2 separate regions of the Homo sapiens genome follow, and region 2 is linked to region 1. A link is a loop called in an ENCODE intact Hi-C map of the cell type or tissue named here. Cell type or tissue: gastrocnemius medialis. All regions are shown on one strand. Each heading gives the region's core, and the rest is flanking DNA. Links, peaks and the distances in the headings are about the cores only. Region 1 overlaps OSBPL8 (oxysterol binding protein like 8). Region 2 overlaps OSBPL8 (oxysterol binding protein like 8).

What was found. Peaks named below come from ENCODE experiments on the same cell type or tissue, not always from the same donor. Only the 100,000 strongest peaks of a DNase experiment are listed, where the experiment ranks them.
Region 2: a loop joins it to region 1, with 2.0 times the contacts of the local background. A loop is called at or near these places in 4 of 110 quality-filtered maps.

The regions. Positions count from the first base shown.
Region 1 is chr12:76,465,401-76,477,352 of GRCh38, reverse strand. All of the region lies in intron 2 of OSBPL8 (oxysterol binding protein like 8), which reads left to right. Among named protein-coding and RNA genes, the nearest start is that of OSBPL8, 88 kb to the left of the region's middle. RefSeq lists an enhancer at 5,625-5,704. In gastrocnemius medialis, for the core only: no CTCF peak of the experiment used is centred there; a DNase peak (open chromatin) is centred at 6,612; H3K27ac peaks cover 2,786 bases.
Region 2 is chr12:76,526,776-76,538,727 of GRCh38, reverse strand. The region is part of intron 1 of OSBPL8 (oxysterol binding protein like 8); the gene reads left to right. Among named protein-coding and RNA genes, the nearest start is that of OSBPL8, 27 kb to the left of the region's middle. RefSeq lists an enhancer at 7,004-7,732. In gastrocnemius medialis, for the core only: no CTCF peak of the experiment used is centred there; no DNase peak of the experiment used is centred there; H3K27ac peaks cover 2,052 bases.

The sequences.
Region 1 (11,952 bases), core at 4,228-9,227:
GTTGACTGTGATCACCTGGCTGAGGTGGTTAGTAAATTTCCCATTAAATTTGTTTTTAATTCAGAAAATATTACTAGGCATAATCCACATATACAATAGCTCTTTGGAGTCTTCAACAGTTTCTAAGAGTATAAAGGAAACTCGAGACCCAAAAGTTTGAGTTGGTCATCTAAGCCTTAAGCAACTAACACTTAAAGAAAGAATAATTGACAGCTGCCTGATATGACAAAAGGAACCAAGAAGATGAGGTTTGGGGGTGGGAGAGTAGAAGAAAGAATTGACAGGGCCTTTAAGAATAAGGGAGTGATACCAAGATAAACTCTGGCTTTTTTATAACTCTGCTTTATGTTGAGACAGGACCTCTACCTTTCAGCAGTTTTTTGACTTTGTTTCTTTCTTTTCTCATTTGGTCATTTAACAGATATTTGTTGAATGTCTGCTTACTTTTCATTAGTTTTAATATTTTGTCTGATTCATATCATCTGCAAATAATAGGTTTTTTTCCCTTTTTCTTCCATTCCTTATACAGTTGAGTCTGTGGTTTTATGAATGTATGTCTGGCGATGAGACTTGGGAAGTCTTTTCTAGAAAGGTATTCATTCTGTGTAGGTTTTCAGAATTATTTAAAATTTAGTGTTCTGTTACTATTTAAATCTTTTATGCCTTCCTTTTGCATCTCTTATTTTGTGAATGTGGCACTTCTGTTTCATTCTTTCATCTTGCTTAACTTATGTATATTTTCCATCTTTTTTCTTCCTGATGACTTCTTTTTGAATTACTTGATCATTCTTCTAGCTCATTAATTTATTATTGGATCATATTCATTTTGCTTTTCAAGTCTACTATATTTTATTTCTCTATAATATTTTTATACCCAGTATTATCGGCTTTAAAAATATTTGCTTGTTCATGCTTCAGTTTTATAATATCCTCATTTATCTTTTTAAACATGTTTATTAAGTTCTTGATTAGTTTGGTTCACTGATTTTCTTTTCTTTCACCAAGATTGTTCAGTTTGTTGTCTTTCACAGCACTTGGGCTCCTTAGAATATTATTTTTGTTTGTGAGCTTATATTCTCTTAATAATATTCTTCTGGGAATATTACTGCCTTGTCTGATACTGTCCTACATAGAAAGGTAAGAGCCCAGGGACTAACTTTTCACCATTTTGGTCAATCTAGAGAATACATGTCTTAGGGTAGAGAATCTTTTTTATTAAAATCATAGCTTCCACCTCATTTCCCCAGTTGCTTATATATTCTGTTTCTTAGGGAACTTTTCTTTATCTCTGTTCTGAGCACACTTCTTATCCATAAACTGTCTCCTCAGTTGTAAACAGCCCATTTGAGAGAAAGCGCAGTGGACGGTAGTAGTTGGCCTCTCTGCCTGCATTTGGTATGTGTGTACTGCAACAGTACTGCATGTGTGTACACGCACAGTTTAAAAGCAAAAATGCTTACTTAGGACTGTGTTTAATGCCTCTGTTTGGAATTAAATCATGTTTTGTGCTCATAGTAAAAACAGGGTGTTCAATGATTAGAGAGAAAAGAGCATAGAAAGATGGCTGGCTTCCAACCCTTCCTCCTGTTCCCTTCTCCTGGCCTTTCCTTTATCTGTGATACTCCACTTTCTCCATCTCCAGGGACGGGTTCAGGGGCTAGGGTCGGGTGGGGACTTGTTACCTCACTAGTAATTCAGTTCTTACTTGCAAAAGCAATTGGCTTCTTCTTTATTGGCTTTGCATTCTCTGTGTATAGAGAGGCTGAAAGTGGACCAGAGATTTAAAAGAACAGAACTGTTGCACAGTTAATTCATATTAAGATCTTTGTCACATGTGATACACAGTTTAAAAATTAAAAAATAGAACTATTAAGGGACCACCTGAAAAAACAGACTGTGTCATTTACTCAGTGTAGACAGTGAAATTATTTAACAGGAGAATAGTCAAAGCTATTTGTTTTGCTAATCTAGACTTTGGGAGGAGAACTGGCTTTAAATACTTATTATTTCCTTCAGTATCCATAAATAATGCAACTACTTAGCTTTTAAACATATGAAGGTTTTTTAAAAGTATTGTCATTTGCTCTTTCTCCCAAGTTTTAAGACATGCCAGAGCTTCTCATAAGTAGGATATAATTAAAGCTTAGACACCCACAGCTCCACATTTAACTCTTAATTAAAATGGTGTATGTTAAGAATCTTAAATTTAAGATTAAAATAAAAAAAATTCATGGGAGTCCCATAAAACCTCAGAAAGAAATGTGAAGGATTCAAATTTCAGCATATTGGAGATATGTGAAGATAAAATTTGGTTAAAAGTCCAACCAAATCTCTACCTGTCTTTCTAGTGACAGTAGAACAATAAAGAGATTTTTATCCGTACCTCAGCTTAGTAGGTTTTCATTAAGTTGTGACTGCTTCAAAAGTCACCGGTTCAGAAGTCAACTTAAGTTTAATAGGGTGAAAATAGCAGCAATGGAGCAAGAGCAAGCTTGGGGATTGGGTGATGAATTTATATGCATGTGTTTGTCTGTGTACACACATACATATAGACATAAAATTTAATTTCGGGCTGGGTGCAGTGGCTCACGCCTGTAATCCCAGCACTTTGGGAGGCTGAGGCAGGAGGATTGCTTGAGCCTGGGAGTTCAAGACTAGCCTGGGCAACATAGTGAGACCTTGTTTCTACAAATAATAAAAAACATTAGCCAGTCATGGTGGCATGTGCCTGTGGTCCCAGCTACTCAAGAGGCTGAGGTGGGAGGATCACTAGAGCCCTGGCGGTTGAGGCTGCAGTGAGCCAAGATCATGCCACTGCACTCCAGCTTGGGCAACAGAGTGAGACTCTGCCTCCCCCCAAAAAGATTAATATTATTTTTATACATATACACACAAAATTAAATTATATATATATATGTATGTGTGTACATACACAAGTGCGTATATATAAATTTATCCCCCCATCCCAAGCTTGCTCTTGCTCCATTGCTGCTGTTTTCACCCTATTAAACTTAAGTTGACTTCTGAAGCAGTCACAAGTTAATGAAAACCTACTAAGTTGAGGTATGGATAAAAATCCCTTCATTGTTCTACTGTCACTAGACAGACAAGTGGAGATTTGGTTGGACGTTAAATCAAAATACTTAAAAAATTTTTATGTTTTTTAAATTTATTTTATTTTATTTAAACATTTATTGGGTTCAGCAAACTAACCTACCTTCATTAAGCACATTCTACACATAGTACCTTCCTAGGTTCATGCCTATACTGTGTTTAGAGCAGGTTTTATTTAGGTCTTATGGGTAAAACTGTTGGCTGCATTAGGGGAATTAGTAGGAAATAAAGCTATTAGAAATGAATAATGACTAATGTTTATTAAATTTCTACTGTGTGCCGCCAGCTATTCAAAATGCCTTGCCCATAAACTCATTTAATCTTTAAAATAACCCTATGAGATAGATAGAATTACAAGGATACAGAGACAAGGACACACATCTAGTAAGTAGCAGAGCTGGGATACATTTTGGCTCCAGGGGTGAACCTTTAATCACTTTCCTATATTGCGTCTCTTTGAATCAGATCATACAGGGCCTTGAATACTACTTTTACTGTTTGGGATCTTTGTTGTTAACACAGTATGAAATTGTTGAAGATTTTGGAGCAGGGAACCAACCTGTTCGAGTTGTGGTTTAGGAATATCAGCATGGCAAAATTGTGGAGTATTGGGGGCAACCAGTTGAATGTTAGAGTTATCTGGGATGTTTTGAAAAACTGATGTACAGCTACATTCCTATTCAATTGAATTAGAATCTCAGAGGGTGAGTTGCGTATATTAGTACCTTTTAAAGTCCCTTAGTTGATTTCAATGTGCATCTAAGGTTGAAAACCATAGAAATAGAGGTGGTTAGTTCAGGGAACAAGTTAGCATGCTGTTGTGAAATCTAGATAAAAGGCAATTAAAACTTCTATGGTAGTGTGTGGGTGGCAAGCCACCTAGGTGCCCAGGCAAGAGACCGAGGGCACAAGCTGTTCCAGTATAATAAAATATATAAAACAATAAGAGTTATACTAGATCTAGATCATAGACATAATGATATATGAATATCATTAATCATTAGTTTGTAGCAATTACTCTTTATTCCAATATTATAATAATCCTCGCTCTATAATCATAACCTAGGAAAAACCAGGCCACACAGAGAGATAGGAGCTGAGGGGACATAGTGAGAAGTGACCAGAAGACAAGAGTGTGAGCCTTCTGTTATGCCCGGACAGGGCCACCAGAGGGCTCCTTGGTCTAGTGGTAACGCCAGCATCTGGAAAGACGCCCGTTGCCAAGCAGACCATGGTCTAGCGGTAGCGTCAGTGTCAAGGAAAAACACCTGCTACTTAGCAGACCAGGAAAGGGAGTCTCCCTTTCCCCGGGGGAGTTTAGAGAAGACTCTACTCCTCCACCTCTTGTGGAGGGCCTGACATCAGTCAGGCCTGCCCACAGTTATCTGGAGGCCTAACCGTCTCCCTGTGATGCTGTGCTTCAGTGGTCATGCTCCTAGTCCACTTTCATGTTCCATCCTGTACACCTGGCTCTGCCTTTTAGATAATATTAGCAAAATTAGTGAAAATACTAAAAGTCTCTGATATACAGAAATAATGGTGTAAGCTGTCTCTCTCTCTCCCTGTCTCTCTCTGCCTCAGCTGCCAGGCAGGGAAGGGCCCCCTGTCCAGTGGACACGTGACCCACGTGACCTTACCTATCATTGGAGATGGCTCACACTCCTTACCCTGCCCCTTTGTCTTGTATCCAATAAATATCAGCACAGCCTGGCATTCGGGGCCACTACCAGTCTCCGCGTCTTGGTGGTAGTGGTCCCCCGGGCCCAGCTGTCTTTTCTCTTATCTCTTTGTCTAGTGTCTTTATTTCTACAATATCTTGTCTCCACACACAGGGAGAAAAACCCACCGACCCTGTGGGGCTGGTCCCTACAGTAGTGGTAGCAGAATAGAAAATATGTGGAAGGAATTAGAGATGCAAATCAGCAGGACCTGGTGATTGATTGGATGTGTGGTTTCAGGAAGATACTAAAGACCAATTTTACATATATTAAACATGTAGAATCTTAAAAATGATGTTAAGATGGTGGTATCCTCATCTTACAGATGCAGAAACTGGGATAAAGAGAAATTATATAGCTTTTCCCGAGCTATACGACAAGTAGACGATGGAGTCAGGACTTGAACTCAGGCCTTTGCATATCGAATTACATTTTCTTTCTATGAGTTTTAGGGCATTATGTGTTTAGCGTTAATTCATACTGGATGAGATAACATTGTTATAGATGACCATATACGATGCAGAGGGGATCAGAAGAGTCAGTTATTTGAGTGGAGTTGAAAAGTCAGTATCAAAAAAGTTTTTTAAGACAAGGTAATGCTTAACCTGAGTGTTGAAAGGAACTTAGGTATTTGCCTGGTGAAGGTGAGAATGGCATTGTAGGCAAAAGGAGCTGTGAGAGTAACAAGTAAATTGTTCAACAACATGGTATGTTTGAAGAAGTGAAAGTCATTTTCAGTTTGTCACATTTGTGAAGTGTAGGATTGATGGGTGTTTGGAGGAATGCATGACATAAGATTGACAAAATTGTGAAGAGCCTTGAAGATGGGGTTAAATGTTTTTCTCTCCAATTTTGGTAGGCTGTGGGAGTGCAGAATCATTGAAGTGACTCAACCATGTTGTTGAACAACTTTAGAAGGCTCTCTATGATATCGGTATGGAAGATAAATTGCTTAAGTGTAAGAAATTCAGGTGGCAGGTAGTAGCAGTAACTGTGGATATGAGAAATAAAGGGTAAATATGAGAGACTACGTAGAGCTTTAGGACCTTGTCCTGGACTTAATATTAGGAGTGGAGGAGAATATAGATGAGGAAAATAAAAGTGAAGGAGAAATTTAGAGCGACTTACAGGTTTCTGTGTTGTGTGATTTGGTGGGAGGTACCATTCCTTAAGGGAGAAAATATAGGAAGAAGAGCAGGGGCAGAGAAAGGGAAGATGAAGTCGGTTTTGGACATACTGAGTTTGAGATGTGTATCCAAGTGGAGGTGTACAGAGGCTTGGTGTCCCATACAGTTTCTCATTTAATCCTTTCTATAATACTGTAAGGTAGATGTTACTCTGTTTTTAAGAGATGAAGAAACCGAGGCTCTGAAAGGGTAATTTGCATAAAGTCAGTTAGCCAGACAGTGGGCAGCACTAGGATCTAAATGTAAATATTCTAATTCTCTTATTCTTATTGAAAGAGAGGGCTTTTTTTTGGGTTATAAACTCATCTATATTACACCTAGACTTTTAAGCATCTTTTTAAAGTTGTTATATTCATTAGTTTTTATATTCATTACCTAATATAATTTTTGGTATACATTGAAAAATATGTGATACGTGATCTGTTTTATTTAATCCAAAGCTTTATTTTCCTGTAACTATTAATAATTTTGACTTTTCTATCTAGGCTGAATATTTTGACATTTGAGCACCATGTAGTTGCAGAGACATGAGGAACAGTTGCTAACTGCATTCTTATGTGTGGTAGATTGATGAGTCATGGGGGTTGACGTTTCCATGTTATTATTAGCAGTCTTGCCTGTGGCTTGATGCTGTGCAGTGTGATATACTAATCAGTGATTTGTTAGAAATGGAATAGAAATCTAGAAGGAATGAAGGTATTTTTTTGCAGCTCTTATGTCTTAATTTAGATCTCAGTCATGATTTAATCTAGAATGTAGGCTCACATATCTCTATATAAGCATGCAAAGAATTGGCCAAAATGAAATTTCAAGTAAGATGCTTTTATTTCAGATTGACAATTGAAATGCGTGAAACAGGTCGTAAGATGAAGCATCAGACACTGAAATGTTCATGTATATGCTGTCTCATATAACCAGTTCTCATATCACCTGGCATGATTATGATGTGATAATATGGTTTCGGTTGTGCTATTTCATAACCTTTTCAGGCAACTGTGGCTCGTTAGGCCAGATTTAGAGGAAAATGTTAATGAAGTCAAAGCTCAAGGTTATAGCTTTAATTCTTTTAGTGGGCAGTAAAGTTTTTCTGGTTTCCTAACCACAGAGTCCGCCAGCAGTCTCACCAGATGCATGCCATTAGTTACAAGTGAAAATCATATTGGTTAATTTTGAGCTTCTCTTGTATGTGAAGACCTTGATAAAGGAGGTTGGATTAATCATGGCAAGAGACCACCAGTGCCAGAAGAAATGTAATTCATGTTTCATTACCAAAAACTGATAGTGAATCTGTAACAATGTTATTTTATGCAGGACAGAACTATTTAAGGAAAAGAATGAGGGAATTCTTAGTGATGGAATTTGGGCTTATCAGATGGCCAAAGACTTTGCTAGGTATTAGGGTTATAATCACTAAGCCTTTTTTTTTTCTTTTCTTGTCTTTATTCATTCAGTATTTGCTGAGTGTCCACAATGGTGCCAGGCTCTGTTCTAGTTTTAAGGAATATAGCAGTGAACAAAATAGACAAAATTCCCACTTCAGTGGAGCTAACATTTCAGTAGAGAAAGAAAAAATATATAAATATGAACTGTGTTACGAGATGATTGCTGTGACGAAAAATAAAGCAGGGTAAGAAGGATAGAGAGTAACAAAATAGGGGATGATTGCTGTTTTGGGAATATTATGGAAGTATTGTGATGAAGTAGCTTTTGAGCAGAATCCTAAAGGAAGTTTTCTAGGCAAAAAATAAGAACTGAGTGTAAAGCTTGCATATCTGTTGGGCAGACGGTGGTTAGTCTGTAAGCGTTTGGGGTTGTGGGAAAGGGTGAGTGAAGGGTCTTTCCTCCTACTCAGGAAGGTGGAGGTACAGAGTCAGTGTTGCTAGGAACACATGGAGCTCTGTGGGCTCTCCCCTGCAATCCGACCTGATAATAGAAAGATGCAGTGACAAGACAGATGGAATATCTATTTGTTATGCCTGCAGTGGGAGGTCAGGAAATCCCTTATCAAGGATGTCATGCTTTATATAAGAAGAATGAATTCACCAGGAGAATCATTGGAATGGCCTTGAGGGTCTGCAGCTCAGGAGTGGTTAAGGTAGGAAACTGATTTGGGGAGTTAGTGAACTGAGCTCTTTAAAAAATCAAGTCAATGGAATCACATGGGGAAATCATGTTGAATGGAAATAAGAGATTCTAGGATGCAGAGAGAGGGAGGAGAAAGAGAAAATAGGTTGGAAACTAAGAGAGGACAGAGTTTTCAGAAAAGGAGTGGTCAGCAGTGGCAAATGCTAGAGGTGTGGTCAGTGTTAGGTGAGCTAGGGAAAGGTAAGATTGTGCTAGACCTGAGTTGTCTGATAGTATAGCCACTTCCCACATGTGACTAATTTAAAGTTAACCTAATTAAATTAAAAGTTCTTCCTTAGTTTTACTAGCCACATTTCAAGATTTCAATAGCTACATGTAGGTAGTAGCTACCCTGTTGGACATTACAGATACACACTATTTCTATCGTCGTAGAAAGTTCTATTTGACAGCACTGTACTAGACCATTATAATGGTGGAGAAAAGTTAAATAACAATTGAATTATTTATTTATTTGTATGGCAAGAGAGACAATACTGTGAGATAATTATGAATTATCAAAGAATTCACATTAGAAAGTCAGAGTTGGAGAACGATAACTTTAGCTTGAACATAGGTAGCAGAATTGGCAATTTGAGCTCTCAAGGTGAGGGGTTTGTTGAGTGTCTGCTATGGCGCAAAGCTCTGTTCTAGTTTTAAGAGATATTGCAGTGAACAAAATAGACAAAATTCCCACTCCAGTGGAGCTAACATTTGAGTGGAGAAAGACAGAAAATACATATAAAAATTTCAAGCTATTGAGTAGGAAAGCAGAAACAAAGTAGGGAGAAAATTACAGATCACTTTAAGCAATCAGTTTTACTAGACAGAATTTTAGCTAAGTGGAGTTTGAGTTAAGTGGAGATGTGAGACCATCTCATAGAAAATCATTATTTCTGTGGGATGGATAATTGGGCCAAATTGTAAAATATTTTAACTATCAGTGTTTGGGGTTTATTTTTAAAAGAATAGGGTGCCACCAGATGTTCTTTAGTGGAGGAGAAATGAGGCCAGAGTGACTGCCTAGAAAATTAAGTTGGTAAATTAATCACTTTTTTCTAGGTCCTTTCTTAGTCTTTGTCATTTGTTTTAATAATAAGTAATTCTGCCTTATGTCTATATACTGATTTTCAAAACAAATTTATATACAATACTCAGGTAAACTATTATTAAGCCTCATAACAATTCTAGAAATTTGGAAGGTTTAATAATTAGTGCATTTACAAAGGAGAAAAAGAAACCTCACAGAAAGAAGTTAAGTGGCATGCTAATGATGGGATAGCCTGAAGAATGGGTAATGTTGGGTAGACTGGAGATCACTTATCTTAGTGTTGAATAAACCGTAATACATACTGTCTTCTGTGTATGGTGATCTTGGCAGTAGGGACTATGTTTTTATCATGTTTTTAAATTCTGGTATGTAGCATAGTAAATGAATGAGTGGGCTGAGACTGCATGCAGGGACATCTACCAAAAGGGAGATGCAGAAGTTGACACATGAGGTGATGTGGGTCTGACATAGGGGGCACTAATGGGAAGTGAAAAAAAAAAGACTGAATGTGAAATAGGCACCATAGAGGCAAAAAAATCAGAATTTAATAATTTAATCAGATGTTGGGGGAAATGTCTCAGAGGAATCAAGGGTTTATGCCTGAGTGTTTGAAAGAAAGATGGGCAAATCAGTGTGGAAGCTGGTTTCTGAGAGAAAGCTGATTACTATCTCTGATACAAAGATGTAAAGCCCTTCCTTTGTTAACATAATTTTAGAACTAGAAATTAATATGCAATAATGTCCAAACATATAGGTAGAAATGTTTTGAAGTTTTGGAGATATGCTAGGTATGAAGAAGAAACTAGGAAGTTATCTGAATATAGGTGATAAATGAGCCTTGAGCATCAATGGAACCTGCAGGAAAAGAGCAGGTAGAGGAAGAACAACAAATAGTTGAAGCTGAGCACTGGTAATGGCCATTCACTTGCTGAATGGGAGGACAATGTGTGGAGGCAGGAAAATAGAAGGGAAGCCAGAGCAGAGGAGTATTCTTAGAAACCAAAAGAGGCTTACATGAGAAGACTGATACATACATAAAGAAGACTGATACATACATTTAAAGAAGACTTTAAATACATAAAGGAAGGATATAAAGTGTGAAAAACTACCAGGCCAATGCCAGAGAGGACTCCACAGGTTGGCAAATTAACTGTAATTTCCAGATGACTCAGGATTAAAAAAAGATTTTTTTTTTTTTTGAGACAGAGTTTCGTTCTTGTCCAGGCTGGAGTGCAATGGTGCAATCTTGGCTCACTGCAGCCTCCGCCCCCGCCCCCGGGTTCAAGCGATTCTCCTGCCTCAGCCTCCCAAGTAGCTGGGATTACAGGCACCTGCCAGCATGCCTGGCTAATTTTTTGTATTTTTAGTAGATACGACGTTTCACCAGGTTGGCCAGGCTGTTCTCGAACTCCTGACCTCAAATGATCCACCCGCTTCGGCCTCCTAAAGTGCTGGGATTACAGGCATGAGCCACCGCGCCCAGCCTGGAAAAAGATTTTTAAAAAAGGGTTCAATTTTCAGTGTAGAAGTAATATTGCACCTTTTGAAAAATAACTATTACTTAAAAGATTATTGCACCGCTTAATTTATTTGATAAATTCTGGGTGCTCTCTAGATTCAGATTTAAGTATATGAGATTAAATCACTCCCAAGAAAATTTGTTTTCTTTTTAGATATTGCCATATTCAGAAGTTGCTGAAGTTCAAGAGACAGTGAGTAATATGTGGTGCTGTGTGGGACATGTTAACATTTTTGCATCTTTTTAGGATTTCAAGTTGGATTCTTAAAATGTACTTCCCACTATACTTAATCATAGATAATTATGTCATAATAAGAAATAAGCTAGTGTAGATTGAAAAATATCAGTTAAAAACTTTATATTTTTTTCAAAATGTAAATAAGTTCTTTTTTGACTATAAAAATAATGCATACTAGTATGCCATATTTAAAAAATACAGAAAAATATAAGTAAAATCCTACCTCCTAAAGTTAACTACTGTTGATATTTTGGTGGCATCTTTCGTAAGTTTGTATGTGTATAAGAAAATTTATAAAAGTAGGGTCATATCATACAAGCTTCTTTATAACCTACTTTTAAAAGCCAATATATAATGGATTTTTTTAGTAGGTGGAAAAATGAACTTTTTTTTTTTCTTTTTTGAGACAGAGTCTTGCTCTTTTGCCCAGTAGTGCAGTGGTGTGATCTCGGCTTACTGCAACCTTCACCTCCCGGGTTCAAGAAATTCTCCTGCCTCAGCCTCCAGAGTATCTGGGATTACAGGCGTGTACCACCACACCCAGCTAATTTTTATATTTTTGGTAGAGACGGGGTTTCACCATGTTGGCCAGGCTGGTCCCAAACTCTTGACCTCAAGTGATCCTCCCACCTTGGCCTCCCAAAGTGCTGGGATTACAGGTGTGAGCCACTGCACCTGGCTGGAAAAAGAAACTTTAATGACTACATGCTTGCTATTTCATTGTGTGAAGGTATTTTATTACCCTGTTTGAAACAGGTTACTTCTTTAGATTACTGTAAATGGTGTTGTGGTAAATATCCGTGGACACATCTTTTTATTTTTATTTTATTTTATTTTATTTTTTTGAGACGGAGTCTTGCTCTGTCGCCCAGGCTGGAGTGCAGTGGCGTGATCTTGGCTCACTGTAAGCTCCGCCTCCCGGGTTCATGCCATTCTCCTGCCTAAGCCTCCTGAGTAGCTAGGACTATAGGCGCCCGCCACCACGCCCGGCTAATTTTTTGTAT
Region 2 (11,952 bases), core at 3,922-8,921, 62 kb before region 1:
GATCTGCCTGCCTTGGCCTCCCAAAGTGCTGGGATTACAGGTGTGAGCCACTGCACTGGGTCTCAAAGTTCTGAATAATATAGATGTCCCATAGACAAATTTCTTACCTTTAAATAAGTTTGTTTACAATGATAAAGCCTTTGAACTATACTTAAAGGGCTTGCTCTCATGTTGCCTGTCATCCCTTTAATCATTCTTACAGGTGTTTGATTTAAAATATTTCATAATCCTCATTTAAAAATAATCTATAGCTGTGTCACATTCCTAAAATCTTCTTTCAACAAAAAAACAAAAGTTAGTGACAGGTCTTGACTAGTGTTTTATTGCTAATCTTATTATTAAGAATTGTTTTCCAATTTGTGTTTCTTAAAATAGGAATAAATATATACTTTTAGTGAATATATAGTTAGTGGTTTAAAAAGTATTTAATAGTGTAAAATACTATCATGAAAAGAAAAATTATTCATGATTCTGAGCAATATAACACATCAAATTTTTATGTGTTTGTAAATATTTTAGTGACTACATTGATGTATAATATATGGGTTCAAAAAGCAAAAGTCGTTAAGGTTATTCTTTAACCTCTACATTCTCTACTCTGAGTCAAGGTCTCTAATTGGTATGGCCTTGATGTAGATGGAGCAGATAAAACCTTGTTAGTTAGCTGACTGCCACTATATAACAGCCTTTCTCAATAAAGAGACTTAAATTAATTTAACCCTGTAACTTTGTTGTCCTCAGCAATCTCCATTGGTGCTACTGCGTTTAAAGGTCAGTATTACTGTCTTTATTTATTTTATTTTATTTATTTATTTTTTAGACATGGAGTCTTGCTCTGTTGCCCAGGCTGGAGTGCAGTGGCACGATCTCAGCTCACTGCAACCTCTGCTTCCTGGGATCAAGTGATTCTCATGCCTCAGCCTCCTGAGTAGCTGGGATTACAGGCACCCACCACCATGCCCAGCTAATTTTTCTATCTTTAGTGGAGACGGGGTTTTACCATGTTAACCAGGCTGGTCTTGAACTCCTGACCTTAAGTTATCCACCTGCCTCAGCCTCCCAAAGTGTTGGGATTACAGGTGTGAGCCACCGTGCCTGGCCTGTTGTCCTTTAATATTTTATTTCTCATTGTGAATCTCTCTCATCGTACATTTCTGTAGATTTCTCTCATTCAGAGAACTTAATTTGCTCAAGTTATTACTATAACTATTATCTTTGTTATCTCTTCTCAGTGATAAGACATTGAAAATAATACTTTTCTGTATATGAAACACTGTTCTATAAGCAAAATCTTAAGATTTAAGTTAGTTTGCACATCATAACAGTGGTAACCCTGCATTCTTTAATTAAACACGTTTAAATGTATAAATGTAAAAACAGTTTAAAGTTATAAATGCCCAGGAATCCTGATCTTGGTCATACTATGTCTGTTGAAATACAATTTTAGTGTCTTGATACCTTTTAAGTAGTATGCTATGAAATAATTCTTGTTGTAGCTGATTAGTTACTTGGGCAGATTTTCTTGTATCTTATTTTCCAAATACCAGTCATTTATAGAAATCAGACTTTGCAAAATGTAAAGGCTTTCATAGTTTCAGAAGCACAGGGACAGCTGCACAGCAAGTCCATATGTTGCTTAGCTATAATTATATTTTAATAATTATAATTTTTTTTTCTTTTGGGAAGAACTGTGGCTAACCTCCAAGAGACTGAAGCTGGTAATTGTAAGCATTCTCATTTTTTAAACACAAAGATAGAACTTTTTATTTTTCTCTGTTTTAAATGGTTGAATATATTTATCATGTATCATAGCATCCACTGGATGAAGTTACATTTCTGGGTCCTACTGTAACATTTAAATGAGTGTTCGCGTCAGATGGGAAGATTACTCGTTTTTTTTTTTTTTTTTTTGATACTCCTATATATGGATTTGCTGCCACAGGCATGCTAATTTTGCCATCTCATACATATGACTTGCTCCTTTCCGCCTCCGTTCTTCTGCACATTACCATTCCCTCCACCTGTAGGTCTCTCCTTCCTTTCCACCCATTTCCTTTTCTCTTTTCAAAAGTGGCATCTTAAGATAATTTCCTCTAGAAATTCTTTCAGGATTTATTCCATGTTACTTTTACTTATTTTCTTTGCTTCACCTTAACACTTACCATGGGTAGATACAAATTCAACTAATATGAATTGTGTTGCTGTAATTTACCAGCATACATAGTGTTAAGTAGTACAGTGATAAGATTAACTATCTCATCTATTTTTTACAGCTATCCTGTGAGTTATTCCCATTTTTACAGACAAAATTAATTATCTCAGTTACACTCTTGGTTTTAGTTGGGCTTGATTTTTTTTTTGGTATTTTTAGTATTTAATATTTAGTATTTTAGTATTTAGTATTTGGTATTTTTAGTTTCACCATGTTGGCCAGGCAGGTCTCTAACTTTTGACCTCAGGTGATCTGCCCGACTCGCCTTCCCAAAGCGCTAGGATTACAAGTGTGAGCCACCACACCAGGCCTAGTTGTGCTAGATTTTTTACATTTTTTCTGATTTTAAACATTGTTACTTAAACAGCATCATTTTGCCTTTCGCTACTTCTGTAGTCTTTCCTGCTTTCCACCTCACACCCCCCCAATATCACTTAAAAAAAATACTAAAAAAAACCCAAACTACTTTATTCAGGTATAATTTACACCTGAATAAAATGAAACCATTTTAAGTACATAGTTTGATTCATTTTGACAGATGTATACACCCATGTTACTGCTACCACAATAGATACAGATATAGAACTTTCCATCAGTCCCCAAAATTCTCTTGTGCCCTTTGAACTTAATCTTTCCCTTTCCTACTCTATGTCAGACAATGACTGATTCGGGTTCTGTTACTGTGGATTGCTTTTGTCTGTTCTAAGATTTCATATGAACGGAATCATAGAGTATGTACTCTTGTCTGGTTTATTTTGCCCTGCATATTTTTGAGATTATTCCTTTTTATTTTGGGATAGTATTCCATGGTATAGGAATACTATTACAGTATTGTAATGAATATCCAATTTGTTTATCCATTCACCTTTTGATAGACATTTGACTTGTTTGTAATTTTCGGTTATTGTAAATGAAGCTACTGTGAACATCCATGTACAAATTTTTGAGTGGACATGTTTCCATTTTTCTTTGGTAAATACTTAAGAGTAGCTGTACCATTTTGCATCTCACCAGCAATGTATGAGAGTTCCAGTTGCTCCCCTTCTCATCAACACTTACATTTTCAGTTAAAAAAATTTAATTAACATTCTAGTGGTTGTGTAATAGTATCTCATTGTGGTTTTTCATTTGCGTTTCGCTGATGACTGTGGTAGTAAGCATCTTTTCTTGGATTTATTAGCCATTTGTATTTTTTTTTGTAAATTGTTTAAATCTTTTATTCATTTAAAAAATTGTTTTCTTATTGATTTCTTATTGAAGGTTCTTTATATAGTCAGAATCTGAGTCATTTGTCTAATATATGTGTTGTGCATATTTTCTAACAGTTTATGTCTTGCCTTTTTTAAAAACTTTTTAAAGAGAAGTAATTTAATTTTTTGAAATTTAGCATATCTGTTTTCTTTCATGGTTTATATTTTTTGCATATCTTAAGAATTTTTTTGTCTACAAATTTTTATTTTCCCATTTTTATTCTAGAAGTTTTATAATGTTGGCTTTTGTATTTAGATTTGTGATTCATTTTGAGTTAATTTTTGTTTAGTATAAAAGCCAGGCTGTTTTGGTTGTTCTTGTTGTTTTTAATGAATATCCAGTTTTTACTGAAAGTATTTTCTTTTTCCCAGTGGGTTTCCTTGGCAGTTTTGTTGAAAATTAATTGACTCTGTTTATGGGTCCATTTCTAGACTCCTTATTCTATTCCATTGATATATGTGCGGTATGCTAGTACCACATTATTTTGAATGTTTTTGTAAGTTTTGAAGGTAGTGTAAATCTTCCAAACCAACATCATCTCGAAAATAGTAAAAAAACTTTGCATAGTTTACTCTCTTGACCTCATTGCTTGTGTGTATGTGTTGCTGATTTTTGTTTTTCATTTGTTTCTTTTTGTGAGTTTCTGCTTTCCAAGATGTTGCCACCACCAGGGACTTCCTGCTTGTTATTTTCCAATGCAGATATTGTATATATTAAGGAAGAAGCAAAGTACTTTCAGCTAGTCGGAAGGAATTAGACAGCAATTGGTATTCTTCTTTAGCCCGTTATTGGTAGTAAGCAACTCTAGATTCCAATAGTATATGATTTTTGACAAGGTCAGTAAATTGGGGTTGCAGCAACAAAAGTGTGTACCAGAAGCCCTGTGTTTAAATACCACGTCTGATACTTGACAGGAAATGAAATTGTAACACTTTTCAATTTAAAATTGTGTTTCTTTTCCTTCTTCGCCCATTCTTTAACAGAAACATTCCTATCCTTGCCTGAAGCAGTCTTTTGCAGGAACATTTGAGGTACTGTAATGGCAGTTGCCAAACTATAGTGTGTGTTAATTGGGAACATGTTGAATTGAAGAAAAATGTTAGATAAAAATTGCATTTAATTTTGTTTCTGACTACATATAAATGGACATTTAAAAAATCTCATTAATGAATACAGTTCCTGGTTTCAAAATAGCACTCAGGTATTTTCCCCTTCTTAAACCACTTTAGTTTACAGTAAAAATATTAGGAGAAAAGGTAAAATGTAGCATATTCAATTATAATATTGATTATATATGAATGTTTTATTTCACGTGTATTTTTGGTCTTTCCGATTAAATCGTGTGCTTTCCTAGATAGAGATTTTATCTTCTGTTTATTTTGCCTCATTTCTCACCTACTGGAAATGACTATAGATGTTGGTTATGCATTTGAATTAACTTGTTTTGATGAATAGTAAGTCCCAGGCTATAGTAGGAATATAGATGTATTTTTTTTCCTACTGAAATCACATTTGTCCTTTGAAAGACATTTCTAAGCTTTGCACTTGATAACAGCTTAGAATTTTGGAAAACCGGTAGGTAATGAGGTGGAGATGAGGTTAATAATCTCATTTCTGAGCGCTTGAGTTTCTCGCCTTTAAGTTGTTGATATAGACTGATCGTTGTTAAGTGCTTTTGGAGGGCTGGTCATCACTTGTTTGTGTCTGCTCCTGTGTTTGCCTCATAAAGACTTCAGTGGATTGCAAGATCAGTCAGACAAATGGAAACATCAGTCAGCTGCTCAAATAGATATTTTTAGAAATGTTTTTCTTCTTAGTCCTAATCATGAAGTTTACCGCAAATCCTTCATTTGATAGTGGGTAAGAGGAAATGAAGCAGGAGCTCCAGAGAAGGCACCTTGAGTAGTAGGATCCAAATGAAAATTGAAGAAGAGATTACATTCCTGAGTAAACATTTTTTTCTCCTTATGATTATTATCAAAACCTGGTCTTAAAAAAAACCTGGTTCTTGCATATGGTTATAGGATAGGTCTTATGTAATGGAGTTTAAAAACCTAGCAAGAAACACATAAATGAATACTATGCTATTGTATTTTTTTCTTATGATAGGATATATGGTGTTTTAAAATGTTCTATGTCTGACATTGATTTTACTTTTGTAAATTCATTTAAAAATATTTTGAAGTTAATTTTTATTTTATTTCCTTATTCAAAGGTAGACTATTTTGGTTACAAATGTGTTAAATAGTACCTATATCAATTTAGGGTTTTTCGGTTCAAGTAATAGAAAGGTTTGGGTAACTTAAATGATTTACTAGGATGATAAGCTCATTTTCTTCCAAGATGAAAAATGGAGTTTTAGAAATAGTAGACATTTGAACAGCTTTAGGGATCTAGAGAGCAGAAAGCAACAATCTTTGTGGAGCCCCCATTAGGATAGTTTTTTTTGTGATTGTTTTTCATTCACGTGATCACTCTGCTTGTGATTCACATTTATCAGAGAGAGAGAGACAGGCATGGACTGATTGGTCTGGCTCTTTTTTTTTTTGTCCACTCCTTTTGCTAGGAGAGCGTGGAGTACCAAGATTGCATATGTTGGAGGAGGGATGTTCCTTTCCCAAAAGAAGATCAAGGTGGATGTTAACAGAGGAAGGGGAAATGGGTCCGGACAGGTTAAAACAAAAATCCAATACTGCCGTAGTTTCTAGGTGGATATAACATTTTTAGAAATCTTATAATACAATATTAACTTCATTGGCTGAACCCAAGCCTTTCAGCCTTTATAGATTTGCCATGATCCTAATACATATAAGCATTCATTGTATTCATTATTAATTACTTCATAGATTCAGTGTGTGACGAAGGGAGATGATTTTTAACAAATAATAAAGTGAAATGATCTAGTTTTGCTATGTTGTTTGAGCAACATCAAATAGTTTTGCTTAAAATAGATAATTTATAGTGATTTTTTTTCACTATGGTATTTTCTTAAATATATTAAGTGCTTTTCATTTTCTGATACCACCTAGTTTAATTGGGGGTGAATATCAGAGAAATTAGAATGTTATTTCAGCTGAAGGAGTACAGTTTTTTTTTCTCTTCTTAGAGAATATAGTGCCTCAGATACAGTCCACAACAAAAATTTTTGTTTAGAAAAGAAAAATTTTAAGGAACAGATTTGTCAATTTCTGTGTATTTTTTGGTCAGTTTTTTTTTTTTTTTTTTTTTGAGAAGGAGTCTTGCTCTCTTGCCCAGGCTGGAGTGCAGTGGCGCGATCTCGGCTCACTGCAAGCTCCGCCTCCTGGGTTCACGCCATTCTCCTGCCTCAGCCGCCTGAGTAGCTGGGACTACAGGTGCCCACCACCATGCCTGGCTAATTTTTTGTATATTTAGTAGAGATGGGGTTTCACCGTGTTAGCCAGGATGGTCTCGATCTCCTGACCTCGTGATCTGCCTGCCTCGGCTTCCCAAAGTGCTGGGATTACAGGCGTGAGCCACCGCACCCGGCCTTTTGGTCAGTTTTTTTTAGTGCGCAGTACTTAATTACTATACCTTCAAAACTAAACAATTACTATACCTTCAAGACTACTGGATTTGATTTTAAGTTTTACTACATGGCCTGTTAATTCAGTTATCTCTCCCCCAACCCACACATGTTGAAGGCTTTCAATTGTTTCCTGTTTGTATATACACAGTACTCTTCACATATTGTCACAGTTTGATACATCTTATTAATATTTTCCTGTCTCCTCATTCTCCATTTCTTAAAATCCATGTGGGTTTGCCAAAAAGGTGCCTGTAGAAATGTACAAGCAATTGGTCTGAAGGGACTAGTTTTTATAACCTGAGTTGGACCTAACTTGAATGATGGAGGGAATACTTTATTACCATTGAATTACTGAAAGTCAAATTTAGATTGCTGATCTGCTTGGAAGCTAACTAAGAAAAGGAGAATGGTGTCACTTAAGTAACACAACTTGTTTTTCTTTGTGCTTGTTTTATGATGCTAAGTGAGTGATAAAAGGTGATACAATGACTTTAAAAAGCACTTCTGGTGGTTTTATAAGGCAATTTTCCCTGCTCTTGCTCACTCTTCTCTGTCCTGCCACCATGTGAAGAAGGTCCCTGCTTCCCCTTTGCCTTCTGCCATGATTGTAAGTTTCCTGAGGCCTTCTCAGCCATGTGGAACTGTGAGTCAGTTAAACCTCTTTTTATAAATCACCCAGTCTCGGGCAGTTGTTTATAGCAGTGTGAGAATGGACTAACACAATGGTACTATAACATTTAATAAAAATAATAGGGATGGCAATTTATTATGTCTATAGTTGGGTTCATTTATGTAGTTCATTGATGAGAACTTATGTTGTTTCTGGAAGTGGAAGATCTTCAGTCTAATACTCCTTTGTTAGTTATGTCTTCAGGGAAGTGAATTAAGCCTTCATGCCTTTATTGCTTTATTATACTATAAAGAGTCTGTTTGCTTGATGATAAAGTTAGCTCCTTATCTCTGCCAGTCCACAATTCTTAAGTGTCTAAGGAGCACCTACTGTGATAGGCACCTCCTGTGATAGGCACTCTTCTAGGTGTTGGGAATACCTCACTGAACAAAACAAACTGCTTATGGAGCGCTTCTATTTGGGGATATAATATACTATACTTACATGTGGGGATATAAACAAATGTGTGTGTCAGGTGTTAAGTGTCTTGGAAAAAAAAGTAGTTGGTAAAAAGATGAATAAAAGAATGGGAGGAGGCAAGTTGCTATTTTGCTATTTGTAGCTAGGATGGTCAGGGAAGATCTATTTGATAAAATGGCATTTAAACAAAGAAACCTGCAAGAAGTGAGAGAGTGAACCATAAGGAAGAGTGTTTTAGGCAAAGAACAGCAGATACAAAAACCTTGTGGTGGCTGGGTGTGGTGGCTCACAGCTGTAATCCTAGGACTTTGGATGGCTGAGGAGGGAGGATTGCTTGAGGCCAGGAGTTCAAAACCAGCCTTGGCAACATAGTGAGACTTTTCTACAAAAAAAAAAAAAAAAAAAAAGCCAGGCCCGGTGGCACGTGCCTATAGTTCTTACTACTTGGGAGGCTGAGTAAGGCTGAGGATCCCTTGTTTCCAATAGTTTGAGATTATAGTGAACTATGATCTTGCCACCACACTCCTGACTGGGCAACAGAATGAGACCCTGTGTCTAAAAAGAAAAGAAAAAAAATGTGGAAATCTGCTTGACATGTTAAAGGAATATCATATCATAGAGGCTTTTGTGGATGGTGCAGAATGAGCAATCAGCATGTTACTTCACTACTCTGAGCCTTAGTGTCTTCATTTTGAAAATGGGGCTATAGTGAAAAATTACTTGCTTTATAGGGTTTATGTGATGACTACATTATGTAATAATGCATTTAAAGCAACTAGTAATGTGTCTTCGAGTATAAAGTGGATCATGTTCCTGCCTTGCATAGGCTTTTCATTGGTTTCCTCTTTCACAGTGAATAAAATCCAGACTCTACTGTCTCTAGAGCCTTATCTCAGATAGTTCTCCTCATTGCTTACTATGCTTTAGCCATGCTGGCCTTTGAATAATGAGCCTATTCTTATCTCGAGTCTTCTTCCCCCACTAGCTTCTTCAGTTTTTCACAGAAAGGGTTTCAACGATGTATTCAGATACAGATCTACTGTTTTAATAGAAAGCCAAATGAACAGTGGCTTAAATAAGAATTTTTTTTTTTTTTTTTCTGTTTGGTAGTAGCAGGTAGGTAATCCAGAGCTGGCATGACACTGCTATTCTAAGGCAAGTACAAATGGTTAGTTGCTTCATGGTTTAGAGGCTCAAAAGGTTTCAGCTGGGTTTCGTAATCTGACATACCTTCTAAGCTTTGATTAGGTTTCTACAAATCCACTCACCAACTGATTTGTTTTTGGAAGGGGATAGTAACAAGTGCCCAAGAAGGGAAAAATAGCAAGGATTCCAGTTTTCTTAAATTTATTTTTCTGAAGTTTTAGCATTATCTTGTATTTTCCTTATAGTGTGCACCTTAATATCCTAGTTCAGTTTCTGATTGTTAGTTCATAATGCTTTAAATAATTGTTGTTCCTAAGCAGAAGCCCTTAGTATAAGAAACAGCTTAGAATCCTTAATGTTTCTCACATTTGAAATTCATAATGATATTTTAGCTTTGTCATAGTTAAAAAAAAACAAAACAAAACTAAGATTGAAATGAAGTAGTGACATAATAACTTCATACTGCTTTTTCAGAGGTAGACCACACTACCCCTGTTTTGGACTTTGGTATCCTTGGTTAATTCTGGCATAAGATTGTGTTATAGCTTGAGAGGAGGTTGGGAGAAGTGAAAAATTTGATGAAATTTTAAAGTTGCTATACTTTACTTATTTTTATTTTTATTTTTTTGAGACAGGGTCTCCCTCTGTTGTCCAGGCTGCAGTGTAGTGGCGCCATTATAGCTCACTGCAACCTCTGCCTTCTGGGCTCAAGTGATTGTCCCACCTCAGCCTTCCCTAGTAGCTGTCTGTAGCTATAGCTATAGCTAATACTATAGCTATATCGTTGTGTGGGTGTGTGTGTGTGTGTGATTCTGTTACACTTCCTTATCTTCTTTGGCTTGTGACAACTATCTTTTATTTTAGGATGTACCCTTTCTATAGTACTCACTTGATTCATTTAATTTCTGAAGCTTTTTGGGTGATGACTAACTTCATTGCAGAGGCATTTGGTTATTAAGACTGGACTCGACAAGGCATGATTTATATATAAAATATAAAAGGATTGTTCAAATTGTCTAAAAGCACATAGAAAAAATTCTGGTAATCAAAACTAACTCTTATTTACAAGAGTGAAGTTTCTTAGAAATGGCTCGTGAATCATGATTTCATCTTCTGTTATTAATAATAATACTTTTTTTTTTTTTTTTTTTGAGACGGAGTCTCGTTCTGCATGTAGCCCAGCCTGGAGTACAGTGGCATGATCTTGGCTCACTGCAGCCTCCGCCTCCCAGGTCCCAGTTCAAGCAATTCTCCTGCCTCAGCATCCCAGGTAGCTGAGATTACAGGCATGTGCCACCATGCCCAGCTAATTTTTGTATTTTTAGTAGAAACAGAGTTTCACCATGTTGGTCAGGCTGGTCTTGAACTCCTGACCTCGTGATCCGCCCACCTCGGCTTCCCAAAGTGCTGGGATTACAGGTGTGAGCCACCGTGCCTGGCCAACAATAATGCTTATATATTAGAAGGTAAAATGCTACAGGGGGTTGTATTTGGTAGCAGTTAAGTAGACAGGGATAAACAGACAGTTGGAAGACAACTCTTTATTGATTTCTTGCATTTCTGCATATCTTGCAAGTAAAGCACTGACTGCCTGTTACTCTAGACTACCTTTTCAAGAATGTTTATCTAGTGAGCAGCCTTGGAAGATAATGATAGTATTTTCCTCCTTAGGAAAAGAAAAGGCAGGCATTCTTGCTGTCCATTATAAAATATTTGGGTTCCCTAAGCTCAGGACTCTTCTGTATTGCAACTCAATGTTTTTTGTAGGCATTTCCCTGGGCCTGTCTTGGTATGGATAAGATAATTCGATAACTAGAAAAGGTAGGAAAGTAATTGGAACATGTAGGATTCTCCAAACTGATGGCTTTACAAATGTTTTAAATTTTGCTTCACTTTAAAGAACTACCCGTAGAGCTCTCAGACCCATGTATTATAGCTGTGGTTTAAACAAGGAAGATATGTAATTCTAATTGACAGATTTATACTCGATGATAAGGCTTTCCATCAAAAGATTGGAGATATATGTATATTTCAGTTGTAATAAAATGTTTAACATATTGTTTTGGTTTCCTACTTGAACTGATTTTTCTTTTGAAGAGCTGACTTTTTCCTGATTAGGTAGGATCAAAGGGTTTTAATTGAAGTTGAAAAACCTTAGAAAACTGTAATTAATGTACTTTATTGATTGGTTGTAGTTATTGTAAGTTGCCTCATGTTGCACAATCCCCCCCCACCCCGGCCCACCACCCTCCTTAATTTATTACTCTAAAGACAGGTCCTAATATGGACCTTAAAGTTGAGGTGGTACCGTATACCTTACATTCTTTTGCATTGCAGTGATTATGTCAGCAATATATAGACAGCAGGTAAAACTGCTGGCTGTTAGATTGTAGAATATTAGAATTTTAATGAGTGTCAGTAATTGACATTTTAGCCTCATAATTTTACTTATGAGGAAACTGAGGTCCAGAGGTGTAAAGTGGTTCACACTTAGTTCTCAATAGAGCTCTGGACTTAAAAATGAGATTTACTGGCCAGGCATGGTGGCTCACACCTGTAATCCCAGCATTTTGGGAGGCTGAGACGGTGGATCACCTGAGGTCAGGAGTTCGAGACCAGCCTGGCCAACATGGTGAAACCCTGTCTCTACTAAAAATACAAAAATTAGCTGGGCATGGTGGTGCACGCCTGTAATCCCAGCTACTT